6 separate regions of the Homo sapiens genome follow, and regions 1, 2, 3, 4 and 5 are each linked to region 6. Evidence: chromatin contacts called from ENCODE Hi-C or POLR2A ChIA-PET data. All regions are on one chromosome and are shown on one strand. The core of a region is the stretch at or near the end of the contact, and the rest is flanking DNA. Distances in the headings are between cores, read along the strand shown.

Region 1 (4,172 bases), core at 878-3,377, 990 kb after region 6:
AAATTACCCACATTTTCCAGAAATCTGAGACTCCAAGTGAAATGGCTCAAGGTCATCGCTGTTAAACCCAAAGCACTGGGTGTGTTCTTTCCGGGGCCTTGAAGAACCACAGATGGGAATCAGTTACCTTTGCTCTAAACTTGAGCCATCCCTCTAGATGTCTTCCTTTTTCTTCCCACCCTTCCTCCTCCTTCTATGATAAAGTAGGGTACAATTAGTATTTTGATGATGAAATAGAAATTTTATACCTTTGATCCAATATTTTTTTCTTCTGTTTCTCTTATTTGTCTAACCATGAGAAGGCAAGCCCTACCCTAAACTATTTTTGAACCTGATATTTAGTAAATAACCACCAGCAGATGCATGTGAGTTGAGGTGGGAGACCCTTTTCTGAGCTGAGGTGGGAGATGACAGGTAAAGGCTAGCCTTAACTTCTGCCTGATGCACATTTGCTCTCTAGGCCTAGAGAGTATTATGGTTTACACAAGCTATGGAATTTAAGAAGAGAGAGCTCACTGTGTGCTGGGAGCATCCAGAGATATTCTAGCAATGGGTGCCATTATTGAAGAAGCACCTTGAAGATGGATCTGTGGGGTGGTGTGGGGAAGCAACATGATAAGGTCCAGGCCAAGTGTAGTGGCTCATGCCTGTAATCCCAGCACTTTGAGAGGCCGAGGCAGGTGGATCACGAGGTCAAGAGTTTGAGACCAGCCTGGCCAATATGGTGAAACCCCATCTCTACTAAAAATACAAAAATTAGCTGGGCGTGGTGGTGCGTGCCTCAGTCCCAGCTACTTGGGAGGCTGAGGCAGAAGAATCGCTTGAACCCGGGAGGTGGAGGTTGCAGTGAGCCGAGATCATGCCACTGCACTCCAACCTGAGTGACAGAGCGAGACTCCATCTCAAAAAACAAAAAGCAAAAAACAAACAAACAAAAAAGTTAAGGTCCAGAGGTTTAAAAAGTGCATTAGACATTGTGGGAAATTCACATAGCTTCACCATGCTGACATGGTGGAAATAATGTTAGGGAGATATTATGGAGTCATACTGTGGAGGGCCTTAAAAGACAAGCAGAGTCATTGGAATTTTATCCTATGGGCATTTAGGAGTTGCTGAAAGTTTGTGAATGGGAGAGCAGGCGAAGAAGAATGGTATTCTAGAAAACTCTTTTTAGCTGGGTATGCAAGATGGAAAATAACGGGAGTAGCTGGCAGAAGAAAGATTATAAGGAACACTGAACGTGGAGTCAAGAGGCTGACTATAATTTCTAACCTTGATTAGGTTAGTCCCAGATATAAGCATAAACATATATGATTATCTCCTCTCTAATATGCAAACCTGTGTGGCCTACCCTTCAGGAGGTCCTGAACATCCCCTGAATTGAGGGAGGTTAGAGTGCTTTGTAAACTCTGAAACTACAGAACAAACATGGGAGATAGTGATGCAGCCTGGCAGATGCATTGAAAACATGGGCAGGTTGGTGCCTTGGGGATGGGTGGTTGGAGGGAAGGTTGAGTGAATGCCAGCTCTCCATTTAGGAAGTATCTTTCCTCTGGAGGAGTATCCCCTTTCCTTCCTGGAAACTTCTGTGTCACCTGGCACAGACTGGGGGCTAGTGGAAGATGGAGGCATGTCAAGCTGGTAGTCAAGAGTCAAAGACAAGAAATCCCTGAGGTCTCTAGTAACTTCCTCAAGGGGAATAAAAAAAAAAAAATGACAAAGCTAGCCCTTTAACCCCAAGCTTGAAATCAAAATAAACAGTTGGGTTACTGTTTTGCAGAGTTGCTGAGTAATTGTAAAGGGCAAAGAAGAGTCAGTTTTCACAAGAAGATTGCTCAATGGAAAGGTTTTGCCAGTGGAGGTGTCTGGGAAGGTACAAGCAGAAGCCGGCTTAGTTATTGTAAGGAGCTGCTCATTGGAAGACAAGCCTTGGCCTCATGGAGAAAAAGGGTTAACATGAAACAGTGGGAAGCAAACTGCTGAACTGGGACTAGGTTAGGAGGGTTAAGAGAGAAGCATCTGGGCTTTCAGCCACCCTTGGGCTTCTAGTGGAAGCATTTCACAATCTCCTTTCTTCACGGGTTATGTCCTTAAATTGAACAGCCAGTGGGGGCATCTTGGGGTAGTGGAAAGTGTGTTGCAGGCCTGGCTTCAGCACTGCCTGGTGGTGTGACCCTTCCTCTCTGGGCCAGGGTTAGACTAGATGGGATGATCCCTGGGGCTCCTTTCAGATCTAGACCCCTAGGAGGTGTGGGGCAGGCGCAGCCTGTTTTATCAGATTTAAATTCAGAAAGGACAGCTACTGTAAATGACCAGGCTTTAGTGCTGGCAGTGACAGCTACATAAGGAATTTCAAATAAGGTCATCTTAAAGCAAAAGCAACTGCGTGCTTGCTGACCAAGGCTTGTGGATCAGATGAATCAGAAAGCTGGGACCCTTCTGAGTTCATGCTTACCAATCTGTGGGGTTCAGTGTAACTAGATGATACTTTCCCTAATCAACATCATGTATGGGGCAGCAAGTTCCCTTTGAACTTTAGAGAACATAAGCCACAGATGATTTCCCTCCCACTTCCATTTTCCCTTCTCAAGTCTTAGAAAATAAGATCTCTTCCCTTCCCCTTTCCCCCATTTCCCAAGCAGGTTCTCAGTGATAAATGTGCCACTTTCTCTCTTGCACTCACTTGCCCTTGTCCTTTCTGGTGAAAAGAACTTTACCGGTCCAGGCTTTGGGAAGTAGGGTGTCGGGGCATGAAGACAAAGTTCACAAAGCTCGACCAGCTGGTTCCTCTGGTGGCCCAGACTGGGCTGGGTTGTGTTGTGTGTCCACACAGGCAGAGAGGTACCACAGTGAGGTACTCTTTTATTTCTGAAGGGAAACCCTATTCTTCCAGAACAGTTCACAATCACCATTGACATTTTCTGGCCCTGCCTGCAGAATCCAGAGAAACATCCACATGAAATAAAGCTTTACCAAGTGCCAGGATTCAGTTTTAGATGAGGCAAATGACCCACAGGCAGATAAAGAAGGAGACAGGATAAGTGGAGAAGTCACTGTGATACCCTGTAGCATATGGGGATGGCCCTACAAGTATAGGGTGACTTCAAAAGAAGGAGGAATCACACTCAGATTGAAGATCAGAGAAGGCTTCATGGAAGAGATGACATGAGCTAGACCAATTATCAATGACAATTATCAATGTCATTATTATTTTGATGATTATGATTAAAGCTAACTTTTGTTGTTCTCTCACTATGTTTGAGGTACTGTGCTATGCCCTTGTATATTATCTCAGTTCCTCTTCATGGAAATCCTCCCCTGTTAGATAGCATCATTTTGTAGATGAGGAAATTGAGGCTCAGAGGTGATAAATTGCTTTTCCAAGGCCACCCAGAGAGTAAATGATTAGAGCCTGTGATTTCCATAGAGGTATGGATGTGAGATATTCTTAGTGGAGGGTAAGAATGACTGATTAGAGTGGGTACATCATAATTTTGATTGGGTAGGGAATCTGTGGGAGTTAAAGCCAGTGGGACTTGAAGACCAGTGAGAAGTTCAACTTTGTCTGCAGACTGCAAGGAGCCTGGCAGCTTTTGAGGAGGACAGTGACATAATGAGAAGATGGCTTTTGAGATGCTAATTTAGCCTGGAGTGCAAATGGACTCCAGGGAGGACTGACGGCGAGGGGATGGACTCAGAACTGGAGTCCAATCTTCTGAGAGGTGATGAGGGGTTGAGCTAATGGTGCCAGGCAGGAAGGAGAGTTAGAGAAGCAACCTTAGTCTGAGCAGTTGTCCGTCCATGCCCTTGCTTCCAGCACCAAAGGCACAGCAAGTAGAAAAGAAAGTAAATAAAGACAGTCTGCATGCTGGTGAGGTTCCACAGGTTTCTCGGGAGCTTGCCTGTCACTCATGTCTGATGTCAGGTGCTGGTAAGGTGGCTGCCAGTCTTTCCTCACCTTCAGGTGCAGGGCAATGCACCCTCTGAATTAGACCACTTTACCAGTCCAATTTGTATGTTTTCTCCATCACTCTTGTCTCCCCACTCCCAAAACCCCAAAGAAGTGGAATCAAATGAATCAGAGTTGTTTTCTTTTTGTTTTTCAAGTGGAATCAAGGTCTGAAGGAGAATACCTGGGCGGAACCAAAGATGGGATGCTCTGAATCATTAGT
Region 2 (4,227 bases), core at 1,137-3,636, 550 kb after region 6:
TCACCCACAAAAACAGAAAGAAGTAGTGTTTGGTCATATTTTCCTTTTTTTCGTCCAAATCAATATGCTACTCTTCTAAAAAGATTTATATAGATCACCAAAACTGAAAAACAAACAACCGTTACATCATATTATCCAACATCCAGTGCAATAAACTTAGAGTAGTGTTTATCAAAACAGTCTGCACACTAACCTCATATGGGGATCTTTATGTATATACTCTGATTCAAGGGTTGAGAATAATTGACTTAGAGCATTTCTATTAATCTTTAAATGACATTGTATTAGTCCCTATATCTTCCTGGCAACTAACTCAAGGCCTAGCTCTTGGTCAGTGTGCACTGAATAAATGAATGATATTAGAAAAGGGACGTAGATTAACACCACAGAACTGAGGGACTATTTGACTTAAACATCAGAAGTAGCTGATGGCAGACTAACGTTTAGCATTCATGTCCCTTAGCAACATTTTCTTCATTTAAACAAGCTGTTACAATTTAAATAACACTCTCCTATAACTTTGAAGGTTTTTTTTTTTTAAACATTCTCTTTATACAAAAGTCAGTACCTTCCTGGAATTTCAAAACTGCTTTCCTAATCATCCACTAAAGTGGTATAATGTGGTTTCCCCTCTGGGCTATACGGCTCTCCATTATTGTTCACATCTCAGTATTTAGTGGAAAGATGCCTGATCTTCAGAATTCAGACCCAGCTTCTAGTCTTGGCTCCGCCATGAGCCCACTGTGTAACTTCCGTTATCTCTGAAATCTTGTGTCCTTCTCGAAAAATGTAGTGATGGAATTAGATGGTACAAATGACAACTCTGCTCACAAGCTTTTATGAGTCTATGAAAGATCTTGACTTTACAAGTAGCCAACGCCAAGTAAAGCAGATTCGATATCACCCGTGATTCTCCTCATTGTTTTGATATCATCTGTAATTCTCCTCTTTGCTCATCAGTGAGGAAGCACAGTCCTCTTTTTCTCTTTTTCTGTCACCCGTTTCCCTGACTCTTCTATCCTCCCCCTTGAAGGAAGGATTCTTGGGTTGATCTCAGAGATTAACAAGGTATCAATCAAGATGTATCATGCACAAGTAAATAAGTATTTAGGCAAACCTTTTCCAAACGGGGTAAGTCCCTACCAGCGTAATTGCGAAGCAGATATGCTGTGGCATGTGGTGGAGGCGTGGGAAGACAGCATTGAAGAATAAGGCAGGCTGAAAATTACACACAATTGTTAGTTGAACAGCAAATGTATTCACTCTTCCTCTGAAGCATCAGGTCACATAGAGCCGGAAGGGCAAAGCAGGATCTACCATGGGCTGAAAATGTCAATGTATTCACTCAACTTCTTCTTACAGACAGCTTTGGCCCAGCACTGGCTAAGTGCCCCACTCTCTGCATGGACAGCTGGCATTGCTCAGAAGAGGTAACGAGAGAACAACGCTACAGAAATGCCAAACCTTTATATAGGCTATCTGAGAGACATTTGGAAAAACTGGAAAAGGCACTAGACTTAGATGCAGAGGACTTGGGCGTACTTTCTATCTAGCTCAGTCACTAATTGGGTCTATGACTTTCGTTCTTAACCTCTTTGAACCTCAGTGACCCTTCCTATCTGTACACTAAAGATTAGATATCCACTACCATTCCCTCTAACTCTCATGTTTCCATGATTCTCCCACAAGTCCACAAGTTCAAGGAGCTAAGGTTTCTTACAAAACTATGTTTTAACTCCTATGAGACCAGGGAGTGTAGATGAGGGAAGGTAGGGTTGGAATCAGCACATTAAATGCCCATCTGCCTTGCACAGAGTACCAGAAAAAATAAATTAACACTAATGGTGCACTCCTTGTTCTTGGCAATGCTGCAGGTGACAAGAAAAACTCAGCGGCATTTCAGGATCCAAATAAACTACGAAGCAGCAAGGGAGAGAAGCATCAGGTCTAGACCAGTAAACATTGTCTCAGATAAAGAAGTGAGACACGGCCGGGCCCAGTGGCTCAGACCTGTAATCCCAGCACTTTGGGAGGCCGAGGAAGGCAGATCGTTTGAGGTCAGGAGTTCAAGATCAGCATGGCCAACATGTTGAAACCCCTTCTCAACTACAAATACAAAAATTAGCCGAGCACAGAGGTGCACACCTGTAGTCCCAGCTACTTGGGAGGCTAAGGCAGGAGAATCACTTGAACCCAGGAGGCAGAGGTTGCAGTGAGCCGAGATCGCGCCACTGCACTCCAGCCTGGGAGACAGGGTGAAACTCCATCTCAAAAAAAAAAAAGAAAAAGAAGTGAGACACAACAGTGACATGCCTCCACGCTGCACTTTCACTTCAGATTCAGAACGGCACTCGAAAAGGAAACAATCAACCCTGACAGGGAAACAACAGCACTGAAAGATCAGGACTCTCAGGAGAGAAGGTTAAGGACGGAACAAATACTGACTAAGTGGCCTTTAGTTTGCCACAGTTTCTATCAGTCAAGGAAAAAAAGACATGGTTGACAATAGCCAGGACAGACTACTTAAGAGCTAAAAGGTCATAGAGAACCCCAGCTAGGAGAAATCTTAGGAAATAATTTACGTCTTCTAATTTGAGTATTCAAATACCGAGATTTAGAGAAGCTAAAGAAACTTATCCAATGTAATAGAGCAGCTAGAACATATCAGAGGCTGGGTTTAAACCCAAATATTCTGTCTCCAAAGAGCATCTGCAGTGGGAAAGTTTGATTACACAAGCTTATAACTCTATTGCTAGATTATAACTAGATGGGGTAGGTAAAAGGCAATGGAATAGGGCACAGAAGTAAACAATTTCTCTGCCAAGAAAGTTCGCAACCATGGCACTGAAAATTAGCACAGAAGATAAATGGCCCCAACCTTGCATTCCAGGTCACATTTGATAACAATTGTTCCACGTGGCAAAGTAACCAAGAAAATGTGAATTCTCTCTGGACCTCAGTTTCTGCAGATTTAAAATAATAAGCAACTAATGATGACCTTCAAAATCTCCTCCCACAACTTCTTATGATCCACAATGTTATGGCTAGTCTGTGGAGTGTGCAGTGCTGGCAAAAAAACGGGCTCCTTAGCAGGTTTCTTCTAAGTCCTTGATTCTTATAGACTGCTTTTCTGTTCAAGGCCAAGAGAAAACAGGCAACAATAGCCTGCACCTCTTTGAGTTCAGTAAATCTGCTTCTAAAGGTGGAAATCTGGATTTGTAAAGGTGAGACGCTAAGTGCCTAATTCATAAAGATTTTGCCCCTCACCCAGGAAAAAGTGACGATAGGAAAAATCACCAATATGATCTCTAATGAGACCTAGCAATCTCTTTAACGGTTATCTAGCATCTTCTATTTCTAAACCTACCAATAACTGTGTAAGTCTGCAAGTTAACTGCAGCTCACTTAGCTGTGTTTCCCTGACAGCTTGTTCAAACTTGTATTAAAACATGTAAACACTCCATTTTAGATATCCATTTACAAGTGTGTCATGACCATTAGTCAGGCCATGAGATTTTGCTACCACTTTAGGATGTTCTAATTATCTTAATTTTTTAATGATTCTGTTTGTATTTTTCTGTTTTTGAATATTTATTTTGATATCTCAATAAAATAAGGAAGATTTTAAAAGCAATTTTAGTTATAACTTGAAAAAGTAGAAATTCTTAATTTTTCCTTCAATGAATATGAGTCTACTATTGATGAACGTTAAGACATATTTACATCTGATAACACTGCTTGTGACTGTGAACCAATGTTGATTCAGGCCACATAATCTGCTAAGAGTAATCATAGCAACAAGATGGGGAGTTAGAGATTATACTTCAGCCTTTTGAACATCATATTGTTCACAAAACTGTCAACTGTGTTGTTTGTATCCTACATCAGAACTACTATAAATTAGCTTAGAGCTTTTGAATTGAGTTTGGACATTATAATTTATTTATTTGTTTATTTTTATTATTATTATTATCATTATTATTATTTAGAGACAAGGTCTCACTCTGTTGCCCAAGCTGTAGTGCAGTGGTACCATCATGGCTCACTGAAGCCTGCAACTCCTAGACTCAAGTATTTCTCCCACCTCAGCCTCTCCAAAGTAGTCGGGACTATAGGTGTGCCACAATGTCTGGCAAATTTTTTAATTTTTTTTGTAAAGACAGGGTCTCACTAGTCTCGAACTCCTGGGCTCAAGCGGTGCTCTCACCCTGGCCTCCCAAACTGCTG
Region 3 (4,378 bases), core at 413-2,912, 680 kb after region 6:
GCCAGATTATCTGGTTTGGGGCCTGCCCAATTCACGAATTGTTCTTTGCTTAATTAAACTGTGGAATTAGATTTGTCTAAGGTTTTTGGGGGTTGTTTTTTGTTTTGGTTTTGTGTTTTTGTTTTTTTTGTTTTTGTTTTTGTTTGTTTTACAGTCTCCTTTGCCCCAGAGTTGTTGTGAGGCTCAAATGAGATCTTAGCTGGGAAAAGCTCTTTAGAAATTGCCTTGCAATGTGAAAATGTAAAGCGTGGTCACAAAGGTCAGAACCTTCTCTGAAGAATAGCAGAGTGTCACGTGCAGGTAGGTGCAGAATAAATATAAGTGGAGGAGGGAGAGATGGCCCGTGCTCTACCTTCCTTTTGCAATGCAAACTCAGCAAAAAAAAAAAAAAAAAAAAAAATCCTTAAAAATAGTTGGAATTCCATCGATTCCTCTCATAAGTGTTCCTAAGGCAGAGGCTATAGTCCCAGAGCCACAGCAATGGTGGCAGGACTACCACTCAGCTGAGTGTAAGAACGAAGTGCTGGCCCTGGGTTGCCAGACACGCAAGCCCGGGTTTAGGGATGGAGGTCTGGGGGGTCCTGGGGCTGACATCCCCCTTGAGAAGAATCATCTAAAGTGAGCATGCTAAAAGGGTTTCATCAAAGCCCATGTCAAGAAACCAGCAAAGGTCAAATCTCTTACTGGACACATCTTCCTGATCTATAGAGGATCTTTCTCAAGCTTGAAAGATATACAAAGAGGCAGAAAGCTGAAAGAATGCTGAGCACAGGTCATCAGGGCTGTAGGGAGCCTTAAAGCAACTCCAGTACAATGGCTTACTAAGTGGGTCCACAGAGGCACAGAGCTCTTCTGGGGAGATAACTCGGCCCTGGCTAGAAGCCTATGAGATCTTCCACCTTTTAACAACAGCACCACCATTTAACTGCACTTTGATTATTTTACATATTGAGATTTGACATCCCATTTTGTGAGGGATTTATAAAGAGTTTCCATGAAGAAGAAACATCTGAAAACACCGACATCCAAAGAACTTACTATTGTAGGTTTCACAGCCAGTTATTACCTGAACTAACAGAGATTCCTCAGAAAAAGTCCTGGGAATGAGGGGCTAGTAAGAAACAACCAAAAGAGGACAAGAAAGCTCCAGAGAGCATGCACAGCAGTGAGCGAGGTCAGCTGAGCCTCTCAAAAGCCTGGAGATCCCTAGAAGGACTTGAGAGGCAAGAAGTCAATGATCATGGGAGCTAGAGGGAACAGAATGTTCCAGGAACTGACCCCTTCACGTCTCTCCACCACACTCCCTCTGGGTTCTCACACCCAGGTACGCTGCTGCTCAGGAAAGATCTTCCTGCTTGGAGGAGGGACTTGGAAGCAGAAAAGCAAAGCAGGAAAGAGGAGAGCACATGCTTTTTCTCTTCTTCTGACTCTTCTGAGGTTACTGGTCAAAATCCTTCATGAGTAACAATGGACTTCACCTTCCCATTCCTCTATCTTTCTATCTGCCAGATAGGCACAAGTAGATCCATACCAGCTCTAGACGGGTTTGGTGAAAGGGCCGGGAGGATTCTGTAATCTGCTCAGTAACGGCAATAGAAAGTGCTAAATAAGTGCGTCAAGAAATATTTCTGGAAGAGCTATGCAACTGGAATGCTTGGAGAGCCACCCGCATGGCAATAACTCGATCTGTCCTCATTTTTTAGAACAGACATAAACCCGGGTTTAAAAAAGGACTCATGGCTCCAAAGCAGCCAAATAAATAAATAAACACAAAGAAATCTCTCAGTGACTTATGGAAGCCATTAATGAGAAAGTTATGTACATAATAAGAACTTGATTTCCTTTCTCTCTCTCTCTCTCTCTCTGTCTTCCCCGTCTCTCCTCTCCTCCCCTCCCCTCCCCTCTCCTCTTCTCTTCTGTCTCTCTCGCGCTCTCTCTCTCTCCTTTCACATCTTCTCCCCAGCCACTTTTGGTAGTGAGCAGTTTGCTGTGTATCCAAGGGAAGCGACAGTCTCCTGCGCTGTGCGGCCAATCCATCTAAAAAACGTATCATCTGTCTGTGCGGCAGAAAGCCCAGTTGGAATAAGCAAGTTCTGTGCGTTCAACTAGAAAACACTTCTTGTTCTCGCTGTCAAAATAATTCTGTATTAAACTTCTGGGATATGTGACTAATGTGCTTGGAACCTTTGGAGTGACTGGTTTATTTATTTTAGGGAGGGGAGTGCTGCTGCTGCTGCTGGTGAGGGTGGTGATATAGAAAGAGGAGGAGGAAGAGAAAGGGAGGGGAAAAAAGGATGGGAAGAACACACACATGGTCTGCTCAGAGATCTCACATCACCTTCTAGAAGCCTGCATTGCCGCACTTTGTTACAGAAGCATGAGAAGGAGCAGAACCAGGCAGCAACAGAGAAGTAAAGACATATAAAGACAGGCAATGCACACTCCCCAGAGTTAAGGTTGCCTAAGAGTTCCTAAAAAGACTCTGAAATGTATAAAGTAAAAGCAAAACACATACACACACACACACACACACACACACACACACACCAGAGTAATCCTATCACAGCCCTTTTACAAAGCCCATGACAGCTCCTTACTGATTACCAAAAAAAAAAGAAGCCTCCAACATTACAGGAAGGCATAGGAAACTTCTCTGATTGGATACAGATATCTCACCTCCAGACTCAGCCTCCCACTCCCAATCTCTCTAGATATTTTCATGTCTCTGCTATTCCCTCTGTCTTAAAGACTCAGCTCTTTCTTTCTTATTTGTTAAAGTCCTAGCCATCTAGCAAAGCCTAAAACAATATCCTTCCCCCAATCCCCACAGCAAAGCCCTCCCCAATGGCACAAACAGAACACCTTGCCTTCTCACAGCGTTCCTAACTCTAGCATTGATCACTCTGTAGCTTGTCTCCAAGTATTGTTAACTGTTGGAAAACTTATTTACCTATACCTGTAACCATCACCCTTCCTCCCTTCCCCAGACACCAGTCTCCTTGTAGCACCCAAAGCATGAGCACACACACAAACATGAGCTCTTTCTTCGCAGACAGGGGTCCTCTTTCACTATCTTAATTTCTTCAAGGCCAGCCACTGTGATGCCTCCATATACAGGCCTTCAGTAAGCACATGGCCATAGCTGAACTTTTGTGCCATCCACGGAAAAGCATCTTTAGCGATAAACTCAAGAAACATAAAACAAAACAAAACAAAACAAACAACAACAATAGCTGAAAAATCTGCAGAAAGAAAAGACCAGGAATTTAATTCGTGCTAAACCTCTAAAGTCAGTTCTTAAAAGCTGCTTTTCTCTCTTCTCCAAATCCAGTGGTTTTGTTCAATGCTTCTCTCCTGCTTTGAGTCAGAAAGTGGGTGGAAGTTTGGGGAACTAAATGAAGAAGGGTGACGCGAGCAGAAGGCTTCCAGTGGAAAACAGATGAGGAGATCAGGTAAATAAATCTAAGACACATCATTTTTATGACCTGACAAATAATTGCAGGTTGAAATCATCTGCTTACTTTGTGTTTTGTTTTGCTTTTTTATTTTCTCCAGCTACTTACTTATAATATTCATATGTTATAAAAAGAAAAAAAAGGAAAGAAAAGAAAGAGAGAGAGACACACACAGAGAGAGAGAGAGAGAAGAAAAAAGGTGTTTGGGGGTGGCGAACAGGGGTGGGGAAGTGACCAGGACAATGACGAAAGAACGATTTGGCCTGTGTGCTGCTGGTCAGCTTTGGCAGGCCCTCACCCTCTGAACTTTCTCTCCAGAGAGTTATTTGACAAACAGAGTTTCAGAAAACAATTTTCACTTTCTTTCTCCAAACCCCACCTCCCTCCCCTACCTCATTTTAAAAATCAGCTCCAACCTCCTAAAGAGGAAAAGAAAAACTAAGACCCAATTCATTTTACATTTTATACCACTTAAGGAAAAACATTTCTCAGAGCAAATGCTTTATGATTCAGAGAATAACATATTCTCATCCCGTTTCCTTTGACTGCTACAGCTCTCCTCTCATTCCTGTCTTCTCCTTGCCTTTCTTCAACTTGGAAGTGGTTATTTGCCCTCAGATGTGGCCTCATAATTATTCCCATTCAAAATCTCTCTCTCTCTTTCTCTCTCCCTCTCTGTCTCTCTCTCTCTCACACACACACACAAAACTAATGTTTGTTCCTATTGTTCTTGCCTTCATTAGAAGGTAACAGATCTATAAAAGGTAGCATGTGCACTTACTCATTTTAAAGAAAGCTTAATAAGCACCTACTAATAAGCATCCTACTCTCCAGCTGTTTATATTCTAGGGGAGGAGATCAAACATGTCCAACACAAACTGCTCAGCAATGTCGAAGGTGATATGTACAAGACAGGCCTACAT
Region 4 (4,501 bases), core at 1,082-3,581, 520 kb after region 6:
AAACTATCAGAATATTTTTTTCTTTCTACTTCTCTGGCTGGATGGCTGGGTTTGAGTAATTTTCTTTTTCCTGGGGTTGGTTGCTAAGAGACACTCTATTACTTCCCTTTCTCTTATGACCCGATTACTGTGATCAGCAAAGACGGCATGCAGACAACATCCTGACATGGTTCATACAAGATTGCTGTGCCTGGTTACAAAATGATTGACTTTCTTAACCCTCTCACAACTGTCAGACCAAAATTTCCTAAGTTATTTTTCACACAGGGACAAAGGATTTCCCCACTTTCCTTTGAAATGGTGGTTGTGATGGATTAACTGTATCCATCACTATAACGTTCAATACTCCAGTTGAAATACATTCAGTGAAAGCTCCACGCCACCTCCTTATTCTTAATATATATTTCTTTTCATTTTAGAGGTAAACAGACTAAAAAAATGTTCTGAGTTAATCTCCAGCCTAGATAGAGATAAGGCTCTAAGAGAACCACTAAATAGCTTCTTGGCAAGAGTCCTCCAGCCCCTGCTCGTTTTTCTGGTGTACATAGCCAAAGCAAAGGTCATCCCTTGTTCATTCCTATCCTGCACAGCTCTTGGCAGAATACCTTAAAGGTCCTAGGCACTTAATGGATGTTTGCTAAATGAATAAATGCATGTGTGTTCGCACTGAGCTCTTCTTCCCATCCCTTGAGGCTCTTGTCCAATCCTCCCATCCACACATTTCAGGAAAAGTAAAAAGAAAAGGTTACAAGCTCCTTTTAAAGGTTCTAATGCCATCAAAACAGACTAGAAATTTAAGCAACAACAACAAAACTAAATGTCAAAAAGTAATAAAGATCCTGGGTCTTTATCTAGCATATCATCCCTGGGTGATATTATCCTCATACAACTTGGAAGAACCAGCAAGACATTCATTTCTTTATTCTATCCTCCTCCCCAACACAAGGATAACCTGGAAGAGCTTTAAAAAAAAAAAAAATTCTTCTTGCCGTAGGTCAAATTCACACATGATCACCTATAGCATACACACAAAGACCTCTCTGAATCCACCCTGATTCATAGCTACATTTTTATCTTAGAACTTCGTGCCTTCAGCTAATACTCTGATTTCTATTAAAAATGAAGTCCTTCTGGGAGGGTTCCATTTTGACATACTTTTATCAAAGATTTAGAGGACGTCTCTCCTTTTGATAGCTATCGCTGTATACACAGATATAGTAGATATCGGTAGCTCAGTACATGCACATTTAACAAATATTTTTGTATAGACTTTGGAAGTGAGCAAATGAAATACAGTAGAAAAATCATGAAGTTTGGATTTAGAGATATTTGTGTTCAAATCTAAGATCCATTCTTTGTAAGTCATGATGCCTTGGGCAACTTACTATCTCTCTGAGCCTTAATTTCATCACTTGAAAAATGGAAATATTAGTACCAAACTTCAAATAATGCTATGAAGATGACATACCAGATACCCGGCATACAGCAGGAACAAATTAAGTGTTAGCTTCCTCTTAACTACATGCACTTAAGAACATGAATGTATATTTTGCTCAGGTGTAGAGAAAAAGATGTGTAAGGATATTAGCTTAGAATGAAAGGACATGGGGTTGTCAGAGGAATATACTGAGGGCGTACAGACTGCGGAGACTATGACCCATGTCACAACCTAACTAAATTCACGATATTCTATGGGAACAATTTTACTCCATGCACTTCAGGAGTAACCAATTTTATGCAATATCTGTAGTTGAATCATACTTTTGTACAATCTTAGAGCAGGAAGGAAGTGAAGAAACAATATTGTTCAATCACATTGTTTTACAATTGTGGAAACTAACCCAGAGTCATTTGTTGATTTACATAGGCCTCAAGAATGCAGGGAGTGTCCTTTCCATTCACCCTTCCCTCCAGTGAACTCTTGTCTTGTACAGTAATTGCCATTTTGATTGACTGCCACCTACTTTTCAGCATGGCTAAGATAAACTCAGCTTGACTCTGGCAGACCTTTTTGATGGACCATCCCTGCATAATTCTGAGATTATATTCACAACAAAATCAAATTTTAAGATAAATGCGAGGTCTTCGCTAAAAATCATGGCTCTTTATACTCTGTCTCGTGCTCCTAGGGTTGGGTTTATTCTTGAAAACAGAATGTTTGAAGAGTGTTTCGGTCTTCCATGGTGCCCAGCTTTCAACTACACGTCTTTCATCCTTCCAATCCCTCGGTGACTCTAGCTTTGCCTTTCTCTACTTCTGAAAAAAATGCCCAACTAAGGCACTGGTCTATGACCAACAAGTTTCCTGGCAGCTGTTCCAGTGAATAAAAATTTCTTGGTAGTTCTCAAAATAGGCACAGTTTCTCAGATGTGTTCTCAACCTTGGGCTGGCTGTTTTCTAGGGTAAAAGGCAGTCATTCCAGATGACAACCATTTCACGCAGGTTAATTTTCATCTGAATCATATTCAATATAGAGAAAACTGTATGAGATAAGCTGCTTAGGAATACTATAAACTTACCATTAGCAAAATATGATACCTCAAAAATCCCTATATTTAAGAAAACTGTGGCTGTAGCACTCTAAAAAGAGTAAAAGTATTTGAGAGCCAAGAAATCCTAAAGAAAAAAAAAGTTAATTATGTAATAATTCAATGAATTAAAGGAAAAATTCTGGAACAAATAACTTCTACATATAAAAAAAAAATCTCAATGTTGAGCTGGGTGGGGAAGACTCAACATCATCAGTGATGGTGTAAAGCATTTTCAACTTTACTGAACTTGGCCTTACTATTGGGCTTTCAGTTATGTCTATGCCTTCTCAGGTTGCAACAAAAAGATTTTCAGAAATTTTCAGAGATAATCTTGCCAGTGCTGCTTCTCCAGATGTCTAAGGATGTTCAGTCATCTGCATCTATTACTCTAACTGCACATTATTTACATTCTAAACAAACACATGGTATAACAAATCACACAGGTAAGTAAAAGAGTGCAATGATTGCTGCCACTTCATCATCTTAATTGTATAGGTTGAGTTTAAAGAGTTTTTTTCACTTTTCCAATTAACTGATATTTCAGTCACGGTACAACCAGATAGTGGTGGTGTGTAACTGTAATGCTCAAATAACAAACACTTGGTATAGACAGAGAGAAGGAAGATAACATGCTATCCTACTTTTAAAAATAATTAAAGAGCTGTAAGATAACTTAAACCCATGTACAATATAAGCCAGGGAAAGTTGTTAAAAAAATCACATAGGAAATTCTGATAATTTTCTTAATAATCTTAGTTTTGCCTTTACTATTACTCATTCTGAACTCTAGTTTTTCCAACTTATTTCCTCAAAATTTAGACTTATTAAGTCTAAAGACCTCTATGCTCCTTTAGGCCTAGTAAGTCTAAATTTTGAGGAAATAATAACTTATTTATTAAGCTATAGATAAACCCTATTTGTCCTAATCAATCTGGTTAATCTAATCACAAGAAAAGCTTTTAACTTATTTTTGATCTTCTCACTCTCAGAGATGCTGTGTTCTTTTCTATTTAAAATAAAGGAAGTAGTTCTTTCAAAAATACACACATTTTTTAATGTCAACCATAATACGGCCACATATAACAGTGCTATAAGGAAGCCTGACATGGTGTAGAAAAATGTGAAGGTGCTTCCTGGCAATTGCACCTTTGTTTAGGAAAAGGAATTCTCTGAGAGAACCTTACCATTCCCTTTCTGCATTCAATAGCAATATTTTCAGTTCTTGGTCCTTACAAATGAGGTCTTTCCGGATGTACTACATTAAATAATTAAGAGACTCTGCAGTGGAACTATTCCGCTTAAAGAAAAGAAGACGAGTCAGAATGAAGGACATATCTCTATTATGAAAGGGAAGACGGGCTCATATAAGCAAGATGAATTGGCTTTGTTTTTTGCAATTTATAAGGGCAGGACTAGGAACAAAGGTAGGTTTCAGGAGCAGCAGGTTTTACCAAAACATGGGGAAATACTTTCAATCTAAAGTAAAATGGATGATGCATAAATAAAACATATGCTCACTTTCACCATATAGTAAGGCCAATGCAAACCTAAGATTGCCTAAGAGGACCCACCTGCATCAGGGACTGTTACCATTAAGCCTCGTGTCCTTCTAGAGAGTTTGAGGTCATTACTTTGGCTTTGTCTTTGTTTTTATTGGGATATAGAACAATGTATCTCATTAAATTTGTGCCTAGGCATTTTAAGGTGCATTTTCTCTGCAAAAGGAACTTACTTCCACTATCATTTCTAAAGTATTGTTACAATTAAGGGCATCAGTTTTGCACATATAAATTGAACTGGGCCCTCTTAATAAAACTCATAATTATTACTTATTCAATAATAATAATGTAATGTTTCTTCTGTAACTTAACCATACGTTACACATTGTCAATATAATGATGAAAGGCTTAGAGTTCCAGCTCTCAGTCTAGTTAACAAGGTAACTCTAGTGCTGTCTCACTATAGAAAGT
Region 5 (4,462 bases), core at 1,091-3,590, 870 kb after region 6:
GTTTCTGTGGCAATGTCGTGGTACACTAAGAGAGAAATGCCATTTGCAGCTCAGACTCTAAGAAGGAAATAACTTTTACATCTTCAAGAGTTTAAAACATGTTTCCCTTGCCACATCCCACATAGAGAGAAGGTGGGCAGCAACATAAAAGCCTGTGTAAAGAGTGCAGGTTAGAGGAAGGGAGAACTATAGCATTATTCGACTATTCTTTTTCTCTAGCAGAGTAGATACACCGCATTGCTCTTAGGACAAAGACAAGGATTCTTTCCAAAGCCTACAAACTGGGAATGGTCTGACCTCTATCAGCCTCTTAAACCATATGCTCACTTCCTCCAGGGCTTGGCCACGTCGGCCTTACACATCCTCTTCTTTGCTTTTCCACAGGGAAAAGTCTACTTTTTCCACAGGGGACTTGAATCTGCTGGTTTTTCTCCTCTTTAGCCAACACATGCATTACTTCCTTGATCCTCCCAAACCAGGCCTCTTAAAGTGCTATATGCTTCTGAGCACTTGTTGTACTATGATTTTGCATTTATTTATGTGATTAGCTGATTACTAGACCATAAGTTCCACAAGGAAAGGCAGTTACATCTGTTTTTTTCTCACCATTATCATCTCAGTGTCATCCCTGTTGAGTGAATCAGTGATTGATTAGATATCTTACAGAATTAAGAGCTGTATATATTTCTTATTTTAGAGTATGGAGGCCAACCAGTTATCCAAAAGATCCTCTAGGTATTATGATACATACAGACACTTGCTATGGGTGGTTCTCCATCCAAACAACACAATCAACATTCTGGTTTCCAGTGAAACTAGAAAAACTAAGTCAGTGGAAACTAAGTCAGTAGCTTTCCTCACACATCTTTGTCGTCGCGAGGCTTATACCAGTTTGGAAAAATTTAATTTTAAGAGCTTATTTGGCAAACATTTACTAAATATCTACTCTGTGCCACATGCTGCGTTAAATGAGAACCAGACATAAAGTGTCTCAGCCATGGTCTCCATCTTGGAAGACTGGAGTTACAGTGTGGGAGGGATACCTGTCAATTCCACATCAAACTAAATGGTCGGGGTGGAGTCATAGTGAGGGCTGTAAGCTGATGCTCTGGGGCCCCATTCGGTCTTCCTGGTTTTGTTTTTGTTTTCGTTTCTTTGGCTGTACACTCCTTCTGAAACTTTTTGACCTGAATGACTTAGGCCAGTCCCGTACATTTTGTTCCTTTAGTCTTCCACCACGCACTTCTGTCTCATACTTTGCTGGGTATTTCTTGTGTTTCCACTGCCTGCTTGGCCCCGAAGTACATCCAGTTGCTGACCTTTGGTTGGGGCCAATCCTTCTCTGGGGTCAGTGGTTGGCCAGAGAGAAACTGCTTTTCACATTCCTGTTTTGTGCAAGGAACTGTGGGAGACACATATAATTGGATCATGCAGGGCCCTGATGTCCAAGAACTCACAGTCCAGTCAAGAAAGTGACACACACTGTCTCAGAGTGTTTACCAAAGCAGCTGTGAGAAGCGACTGGAGCACATGTTTTGATCCCTGTGTTTGCAGCTCCTGTTCATGGCATGGCAAGATCACCATGCAAGCCCTTATCTTGTCTTCTTTTAGGGAAATTAACTGTGGTTCTGTTACTGTGTGACCATGGGTAAATTACTGCAACTTCAGCTCATTGAGCTATGGTTTCTACACCTATAAGCTGGAAGTGATATTAGGGGACAACCAGGTTGTTGTGAGGTTTAAATACACAATGCAGGCCCGGTATGGTGGCTCATGCCTGTAATCCCAGCACTTTGGGAGGCCGAGGCCGGTGGATTACGAGGTCAGGAGATCGAGTCCATCCTGGCTAACATGGTGAAACCCCGTCTCTACTAAAAATACAAAAACAAAATTAGCAGGGCATGGTGGCGGGTGCCTGTAGTCCCAGCTACTCCGGAGGCTAAGGTGGGAGAATGGCATGAACCCGGGAGGTGGAGCTTGCAGTCAGCTGAGATCACGCCACTGCACTCCAGCCTGGGCGACAGAGCAAGACTCCCTCTCAAAACAAAAACAAAAACAAACAAACAAAAGGAATATATATAGAAATGCTTGGCATAACATTCTGTATAGAAGAGATAACCAACTAATATGGAGTCTGAATCCTGCTTTATGGTGACCTTCATAGACCCTGTTGCAGAATATGTTTTGGCAACTCTCAGGCCTACCTTTCATAGGAAGCCTCAGCAGGGGATCGGGCAAACCTCATCCCTGCCCAGCCATCAGCTGCACAGAACACTCTGTGCCGGCAGCAGGCCTGGCCATGTGACCTCTTCTCCTTCTTGGCTGTTCCCACTGGCAAGCTGTGAATAGCCAGAGACACCCTCCATAATGCTGAGACCTTTTCCCAAGGAGCCCAGCGGGAAAAATGTTCTGTGTCTTTGCAAAGCCTGACCCTCTTCTGGGGCCAATTCTGCTGGAGATACAGAGAACCTAATTGTTTCATGTACTTCACGTCTCTCTGTTGGTGGCCACTTAAACCCTTCTTTACCATAATGAATGAAATGCTTCAAAGAATCAGGATCCAGCAATCTCAATGGCCCCAGGAGCACCAAGACGTTCAGGTTGACAGATTCAGAGAGTGTCAGAGCAGGAAGGCATCTTGAGCTTATTTGTCCAACCTCCCCCTTCCCCAGCCACCTTATAGCTGAAGAAGTTGAATGTCAAAGAGACAAAGCCACAGACAGACCTAGATCTCTTGCCTTCCAGGCCTGGGCTTCTGCTGTGACACCATCCTGCTTTCCGCATGTGGAAAGAAATATTGAGTGTGGTTGTGTGCGTGTGCATGGGGCCCCACTAGTGCCAGTTGTCGCAAGTGATAGATCAGACTCAGCCAAAAAAAAAAAAAAAGTTCACATGGTTGGGAATGTGGGAGACAACAGATTAGCTTGTACAACTGAGATGCCAGGAGGACATCTGGCTTTGGCTGTGTTCTTGGGATCTGGTTTTGCTCTCTCCATCTTTTAGCTCTTCTTCCTTTATGTTACCTCCATTCTAACATTCTCTTTTCTCTCAAGAAGACCTCCATAAGTTTCCAGGGTGAAGTCCTTTAGGATAATGTGCAGTGGGGGAAGTAGGAAAGTTCTCTGTCCCAGCCTTCTCTGCAAAAACCCTAAGGTTCGCTCTGATGAGGCTTCTTCTATCACATGCCCTCTTGTGAGCCAATCACGGGGGCTGGTGACTGCAGTGCACTAACTGATGTAGGCCTGAGCCATGCATTCCACCCCAGGGCTGGGGACAGGTCCCACTCAGACCTCGTGGACTGAGAGTGAGATGCTTCTAGAAAGGGGAAATGGGGCTCTAGGGCCAAAGCGTGAAAAATGTTCTCTGCACCCCTCTGGGCTTCTGTGTCTGATAATTAGTTTCATTGTGTATTAGGTTTATCAAATTTTCCATCTTCCCAAAGTAGGAAATGCTTTGACCTCTAGCAAATATGATAGTGCAATTCTTATAGTAGAAATAAACTCAGAAAAGACTGCAACATTTCCCTGGGTGAGGTGGAGATCCTGGGCTTTAGGAAACACACCATCCCACTGTTGATCAGCTAATCCAGGCCTTGTTCTGCATTTGCTTCTATTAAATAAAAAATGAGACATGTAAATAAACAAAGACAAAATCAAGCAAACTAAAAAAAACTCAAAGGCCTAATCTTTCAGATTGCTAAGAAATTCTGATTAAACATATTCCAACATAAGACATAGGCCATTGTAGCTACGTAAGGACGTTGCTTGGTGCTTGAGAATATGTAAGCCCTCAATGAGCACCAATTTAACATCTTCTTATTTTTATTTGTATAATTTTTTTTGAGACAGAGTCTCCCCCATCCCCCATCAGACCCCACCCCCCACCCCGCCGTTGCCCAGGCTGGATGGAGTGTGGTGGTGCAATCTCAGCTCACTACAACGTCTGCCTCCCCGGTTCAAGCGATTCTCCTGCCTCAGCCTCCAGAGTAGCTGGGATTACAGGTGCACACCACCACACCAGGATAATTCTTGTATTTTTAATAGGGATGAGGTTTTGCCATGTTGGCCAGGCTAGTCTCGAACTCCTGACTTGAAGTGATCTATCTGCCTTGGCCTCCCAAAGTTCTGGAATTTCAGGTGTCAGCCACCACACCCGGCCTCAGTATATCATCTTCTAAAAGTCAGGTAAGAGCTACTTGCACCATTTAAGAAGCATTTTCATGACAACTACTGCACAATCTGTATGAAGGCAGAGTGCCGCCTGTCTCCATTCTACAGACAGGAGAGTGAGGCTGGGAGAGGTGAGCAACTTGCCAGAGGCCATGTTGTCAGTAGTAGATCTGAAAAATCATCCCAGGCCCTTCGACCCCAGAGACCTTAATCTTTCCAGCATATTGTGGTCTCCCTGGAGACGTGTCAATACTTTCTATTATTTTCCTTAAAAGGAAACATCATATTCAAAA
Region 6 (4,078 bases), core at 1,166-3,665:
TTACTGAGCCCCTGCTAATGTACCATGTACTTGGATAGAGACCCTCAGTAAGGTGACTGTATAATTTATCATCCAAACCCAAAAACTTCAAGGTGAAGGAGGGACCTATTAATAACTAATTATACCAAGACAGAGTCATAAACTGAGATGGCAAATCAGGATGTATTATGATGTACCTTATGATGTACCTTAGCCATAAGGTACATTTTATATTATACCAAGACAAAGTCATAAACTGAGATGGCAAACCAGGATGTATTTATGATGTATTATGATATACCTTAGCCATCAGTATTGAGATCAACAGCAGAGTTTGTATCCACAGAGAAATCTCTATGGCATAAGAGGGATCTAGCAAGCACAAAAATGGCATAACCCAAGGCTGGCTGGGTGTACTGAGACTGAAAGAGAAAGAAGTGACATCTAAATAGAGGAGATGGCATTGAAGCTGGGTTTTGAGGGATGTGAAAGATTTGAATGTGTGGCAGAGATAGGCCAAATAGAGGCCATCAAATTCTGATGAGTTTAAAAAATTTTTTAAGACATCTCAGCCAAGGCCCAAGTGGCAGGAAAGCAGGAGGCGTCCATGGAGCACCGCGACCAGCCAGAACCCATCTGATGTGGCTGCCATGGAAGGAGTGGTAAGACCAACGAGAGATGAGGCAGGAAGGGTGCTGATGCCAGGCTGGGCTTGGTTCTAATTTCCTAGAGAGCACCAGGAGCGAGCTTTCCTCCTCTTATCAGCATGGCTGCACAAATCTCCATTCTCCTCATCCTGGACTTTTGTTGAGACTGCTCAGACCCACATCTCGTGGGCTGCTGCTAGTCTTACCAGGCTGACTGTCTTCCCTCCAACAAGGAAGGGAGTCTCATTTGAGGAACTGCACAACCTCTTCTGGTTTCTGTACCGGTCACTTTCTCTCTCTAGCCACTGGAGAAGTGGGTTGGAGCATTAGGGGGAAGTGTCTGTTTGGCAACCTCACAGGGCTAGAAAACTTGAAGAGGGTGGATTTTAGGGGCTATCCCCTTGAAAACATTCAAACGTTTGAATCTTTCTGGTGAGACCACTTGTATTCCTATTTTCCAGGAGTACACACAAGGCCAGAGGCACTTTGGACCTCAGGGCTTTCAGAGGGGTGAAAGACAAGGCGGTCAGGGAAAGACTTTCTCATTTGGCCTCACTGTTTTGTGATGTATGTCAGGAAGGTGTTATTGTGGTGAACAATGGAGAAGAAGGGAATTTAAAAGCAGAGAAATGAGTGACTCACCCAAGGTCACATAGCAAGTAACAGAGCTGCAAGCGGCTTGAATGCAAATCCCCTGGACCCAGGCCATGTATTCATGAACCTACCTCAAAGCCTGCTCTCAGAAAGAAGTGGAAGAGGGAGAGGAGGAAGACAAGAAAGAAGAAAGAGGAGGGGGAGGAAAAAGAGGGAGAGAAGCAGAGGAGGGGAGAGACAGCAGAGCCCTTCACTGTAGGTGAAGGACCTGGAACCTTCTCCTTTCACCCCTACTCACCCCCACTCCCTTAACTCCTCCTGGACCCAAGAAAATGTGTCCAAGGCTGTGCGGTAGGGAACGGCTGCTGGGTAACTTCTTTGCTGAGGCGCAAGCATGGCCCTGCGGGGTTGCTGAGCCTTTCAAAGGTCACTTGTAAACTCTGATGTGGCGCAGGGGCTGGCCCGGAGGGGCTGGGGCCTGGGCCAGGACGAGAGGACGGGCCTGCCTTTGGTGCCTAGAAATCAAAGCAGTCAACCTTGGGCTTTTTCTTCCCCCTCACACTGAGGCACTTTTATTGGCGAGATGAAGGGAGGCAGAGCGGGCCTTACAGTCCTCGCTTTGCTTTTGGAGGTTAATGACCCAGTTAGCAGCTCTTGGCTGCGTTTCCGACATTTTGCAGACATCAAGCCCCGCGTCTCTGCCAAGTACATTCTGTTCCCTGGAGCACATCCAGTGCATCTCAGATTACTATGTAATGCGACAAAGAGGGAGAGGTGGCTGGGAGGGGCATCGGGGAGCGGGGCGGGGAGGGGAGAGGGCGGGACGCAGGAGCGTGCGGGGAGGAGAGGAGGATGCCACTCTAAATATAGCTGCCCTCCTGGAATGCATCTTTCAAGGTGCTTATTTACTGCACAAGAGTGATCCCAGAGTGAGGGTACGATTGGGCCCTGTCGTCCAGGAATCCTGGAGCGCCGAGAGCGAAGCCCAGAACCAGGGCGAGGACAGACAGTGGGGGTGGGGAGGAGGCTGCAGGAGGCTCCTGGCTGGGAAGGGCTGGGAAGGTGGAATTCGAAGGGGGCGGGGCTAGGAGGTGGTGGCCCCGCCCACAAGGCCGCCGCCCCGCTTTGCAGCTCGAGCCTGAGCTGCAGCCTGCGCGCTAATTATAGACGTGAATGGAAAGCGGCCGCTTCTGAATGATCGCGTTGCTCGAGCTGCCGTTGGAAGCTTAGAAGCAGGTGCTACCGTGCTAGATACAAAGCGATCTATTTAAAAGCCCTCTGTCACGCACGCACACTTACTGACGAATCCTCTGGCTCTCTCCTACCACCGCCCGGTGGCGGATTCCGGAATTGGTTCAAAAGGCCTTGATCCCGAACACCCAGGACAGAGACAGAGTACTTTTCCTACCTCTTTCGCCTGCATCCTTAGAAAACTCCCGTGGATGAGAAGATCCCCAGGCCTTTACAAGCTGTTGTTTTACAAAAGGAGAAACTGAGGCAGGAAGAGGCGGTGGATGTGCACCAGAGCACGTGGTGCGTCGGTGCAATAGCTGAGGTAAACTTCTGGTCTCCTGACAGCCTCTCCATTTGCCTTACCGGGTTGGAACCTGAAGCAAGTCTCACTTTAACGCCGTTAATTTCCAGGCATGGATCTTTAGCCAATGATGAGCATCCTCCTCCTTTCCTGGTTCAGCGCCTGCTCCCTCCAGTCCCCACCCCCACCCCACTCCCACACGGAAAACTTGCTAATGCTGGCTGATTCTCATTGCTGGGTTTACTAGTTCAGGCCTGGAAACTGGGTAACCTCAATAACTATGACCATTTCAGTATGTGTGAGTCAATCTAATGTGCCCTCCCTCAGCATAATCCTGTCACGAGGAACGACGCAGGGGGCAAAACCTAGACTTTTCTTTCCCATCAGCATCTTGGCTGCACCTAGTGCTCACAGCCAAGTGTGTTAATGCACATGATGGCCTAATCCAGTCCATACGAGCACAGTGAAAATTCTTATGCCCATTTTATGGAATCCCTGTAGAAATGGAGTCTTGGAGGGAGGAAGTGACTTGCTCACAGTCATCTGCTGATGAGTGGTCGACTTGAGAGCCAAAACCAAGTTCTCTACCCTCGATGTGGGCTATGTCCAGTATTCATGCTTTGGCCTGCAAGGGGGAGCAGCAATCCACTTAGTAATAAAGAGGGATAAACCTACGTTCCCTCAGACACCTGGAGTGTCCTGAGGATCTCCACTCTGACCATTGGCCTTTTCTGCCTGTGGGTCTGGGGCCACTCCCACGCTAATCCACAGTATTAAACTGGGCATGGAGAGCTGCTGTCTTCTCTAGAAACCGAAATCTCCAAGTCCAGTAACTACATTCAGCTTCCAATAACAAGGCCAATCCTACTTACCACCTGGACCCATCTATGTCTCCCCACCTTTGCTGACTGCTTTGGACTTAACTCTGCCTGTGTCTCTCTTGGCTATTCCTGTAACCTCAAGATCTCCACCAGGGCAGATGGATAAAGAGGCAGCATCCAGTAACATGCTGAAAAAAGAAGGGAGAGGGAATAGGTGTGGATGATAGAATATTTTAGTTGTTTTTTATTTACCTCTTGGAAGCAAAGACTGTATCTTAGTCTTTGTAAGTCCTCCTTCTTCCCAACATATACAAGGTCCAGCCAGCCCAATGCACCGAGCATAGCAGACAACCAGAAATGTTAAAGAGTCATAAAACTTTCACATGGCTGTGGAAAATTGTATATACCTAGGTTGGTCACAGTCATGTTTCTCTGATAACAAAGATAGGTAGTTTTACAATACTGACAAATTATTTAAGCTTTCTAAGTCTCAGTTTTCTCAT

The links. A loop is a pair of places that touch in the nucleus more often than their neighbours do. ChIA-PET counts read pairs that join two places held with the same protein, here RNA polymerase II (POLR2A). Pooled maps may share reads with other maps.
Region 1: a map of gastrocnemius medialis shows a loop between it and region 6 (4-fold over the local background). The contact joins the enhancer-like site here to the promoter of TPRG1-AS1 in region 6. A Hi-C loop is called at or near these places in 4 of 168 maps with a recorded cell type or tissue (PC-9, Ramos, gastrocnemius medialis and 1 more) and 5 of 50 pooled maps. POLR2A ChIA-PET finds 5 or more read pairs at or near these places in 4 of 52 experiments (OCI-LY7, Panc1, WTC11 and 1 more).
Region 2: a map of heart left ventricle shows a loop between it and region 6 (5-fold over the local background). The contact joins the enhancer-like site here to the promoter of TPRG1-AS1 in region 6. A Hi-C loop is called at or near these places in 6 of 168 maps with a recorded cell type or tissue (Caco-2, Right ventricle myocardium inferior, heart left ventricle and 2 more) and 18 of 50 pooled maps.
Region 3: a map of sigmoid colon shows a loop between it and region 6 (11-fold over the local background). The contact joins the enhancer-like site here to the promoter of TPRG1-AS1 in region 6. A Hi-C loop is called at or near these places in 29 of 168 maps with a recorded cell type or tissue (IMR-90, PC-3, PC-9 and 17 more), 1 of 37 single-sample maps with no recorded cell type and 30 of 50 pooled maps. POLR2A ChIA-PET finds 5 or more read pairs at or near these places in 1 of 52 experiments (BJ).
Region 4: a loop to region 6 is called in a map of CD14-positive monocyte, with 6 times the contacts of the local background. The contact joins the enhancer-like site here to the promoter of TPRG1-AS1 in region 6. A Hi-C loop is called at or near these places in 5 of 168 maps with a recorded cell type or tissue (CD14-positive monocyte, Calu3, aorta and 1 more) and 10 of 50 pooled maps. POLR2A ChIA-PET finds 5 or more read pairs at or near these places in 2 of 52 experiments (MCF 10A and activated B cell).
Region 5: a map of gastrocnemius medialis shows a loop between it and region 6 (5-fold over the local background). The contact joins the enhancer-like site here to the promoter of TPRG1-AS1 in region 6. A Hi-C loop is called at or near these places in 5 of 168 maps with a recorded cell type or tissue (GM12878, OCI-LY7, PC-9 and 2 more), 2 of 37 single-sample maps with no recorded cell type and 13 of 50 pooled maps. POLR2A ChIA-PET finds 5 or more read pairs at or near these places in 1 of 52 experiments (OCI-LY7).

What each region holds. Positions count from the first base shown.
Region 1 is chr3:187,953,109-187,957,280 of GRCh38, reverse strand. No RefSeq gene overlaps it. Among named protein-coding and RNA genes, the nearest start is that of LINC01991, 21 kb to the left of the region's middle. Within about 2 kb of position 2,127, at least 14 of the 41 ENCODE cell types and tissues checked have a DNase peak (open chromatin) inside an H3K27ac peak, as active enhancers do; they include OCI-LY7, PC-9 and gastrocnemius medialis, where a contact is called at or near this core.
Region 2 is chr3:188,395,675-188,399,901 of GRCh38, reverse strand. The region is part of intron 3 of LPP (LIM domain containing preferred translocation partner in lipoma); the gene reads right to left. Among named protein-coding and RNA genes, the nearest start is that of LPP-AS1, 170 kb to the left of the region's middle. Within about 2 kb of position 2,386, at least 7 of the 41 ENCODE cell types and tissues checked have a DNase peak (open chromatin) inside an H3K27ac peak, as active enhancers do; they include heart left ventricle, where a contact is called at or near this core.
Region 3 is chr3:188,264,040-188,268,417 of GRCh38, reverse strand. All of the region lies in intron 2 of LPP (LIM domain containing preferred translocation partner in lipoma), which reads right to left. Among named protein-coding and RNA genes, the nearest start is that of FLJ42393, 88 kb to the right of the region's middle. Within about 2 kb of position 1,662, at least 21 of the 41 ENCODE cell types and tissues checked have a DNase peak (open chromatin) inside an H3K27ac peak, as active enhancers do; they include IMR-90, PC-3, ascending aorta and 7 more, where a contact is called at or near this core.
Region 4 is chr3:188,429,048-188,433,548 of GRCh38, reverse strand. The region is part of intron 4 of LPP (LIM domain containing preferred translocation partner in lipoma); the gene reads right to left. Among named protein-coding and RNA genes, the nearest start is that of LPP-AS1, 140 kb to the left of the region's middle. Within about 2 kb of position 2,331, at least 9 of the 41 ENCODE cell types and tissues checked have a DNase peak (open chromatin) inside an H3K27ac peak, as active enhancers do; they include CD14-positive monocyte, where a contact is called at or near this core.
Region 5 is chr3:188,074,254-188,078,715 of GRCh38, reverse strand. No RefSeq gene overlaps it. Among named protein-coding and RNA genes, the nearest start is that of LPP-AS2, 78 kb to the left of the region's middle. Within about 2 kb of position 2,340, at least 8 of the 41 ENCODE cell types and tissues checked have a DNase peak (open chromatin) inside an H3K27ac peak, as active enhancers do; they include gastrocnemius medialis, where a contact is called at or near this core.
Region 6 is chr3:188,945,976-188,950,053 of GRCh38, reverse strand. TPRG1-AS1 (TPRG1 antisense RNA 1) reads left to right here and starts at 2,415. Exons shown (of 2, transcript NR_046873.1): 1 at 2,415-2,775.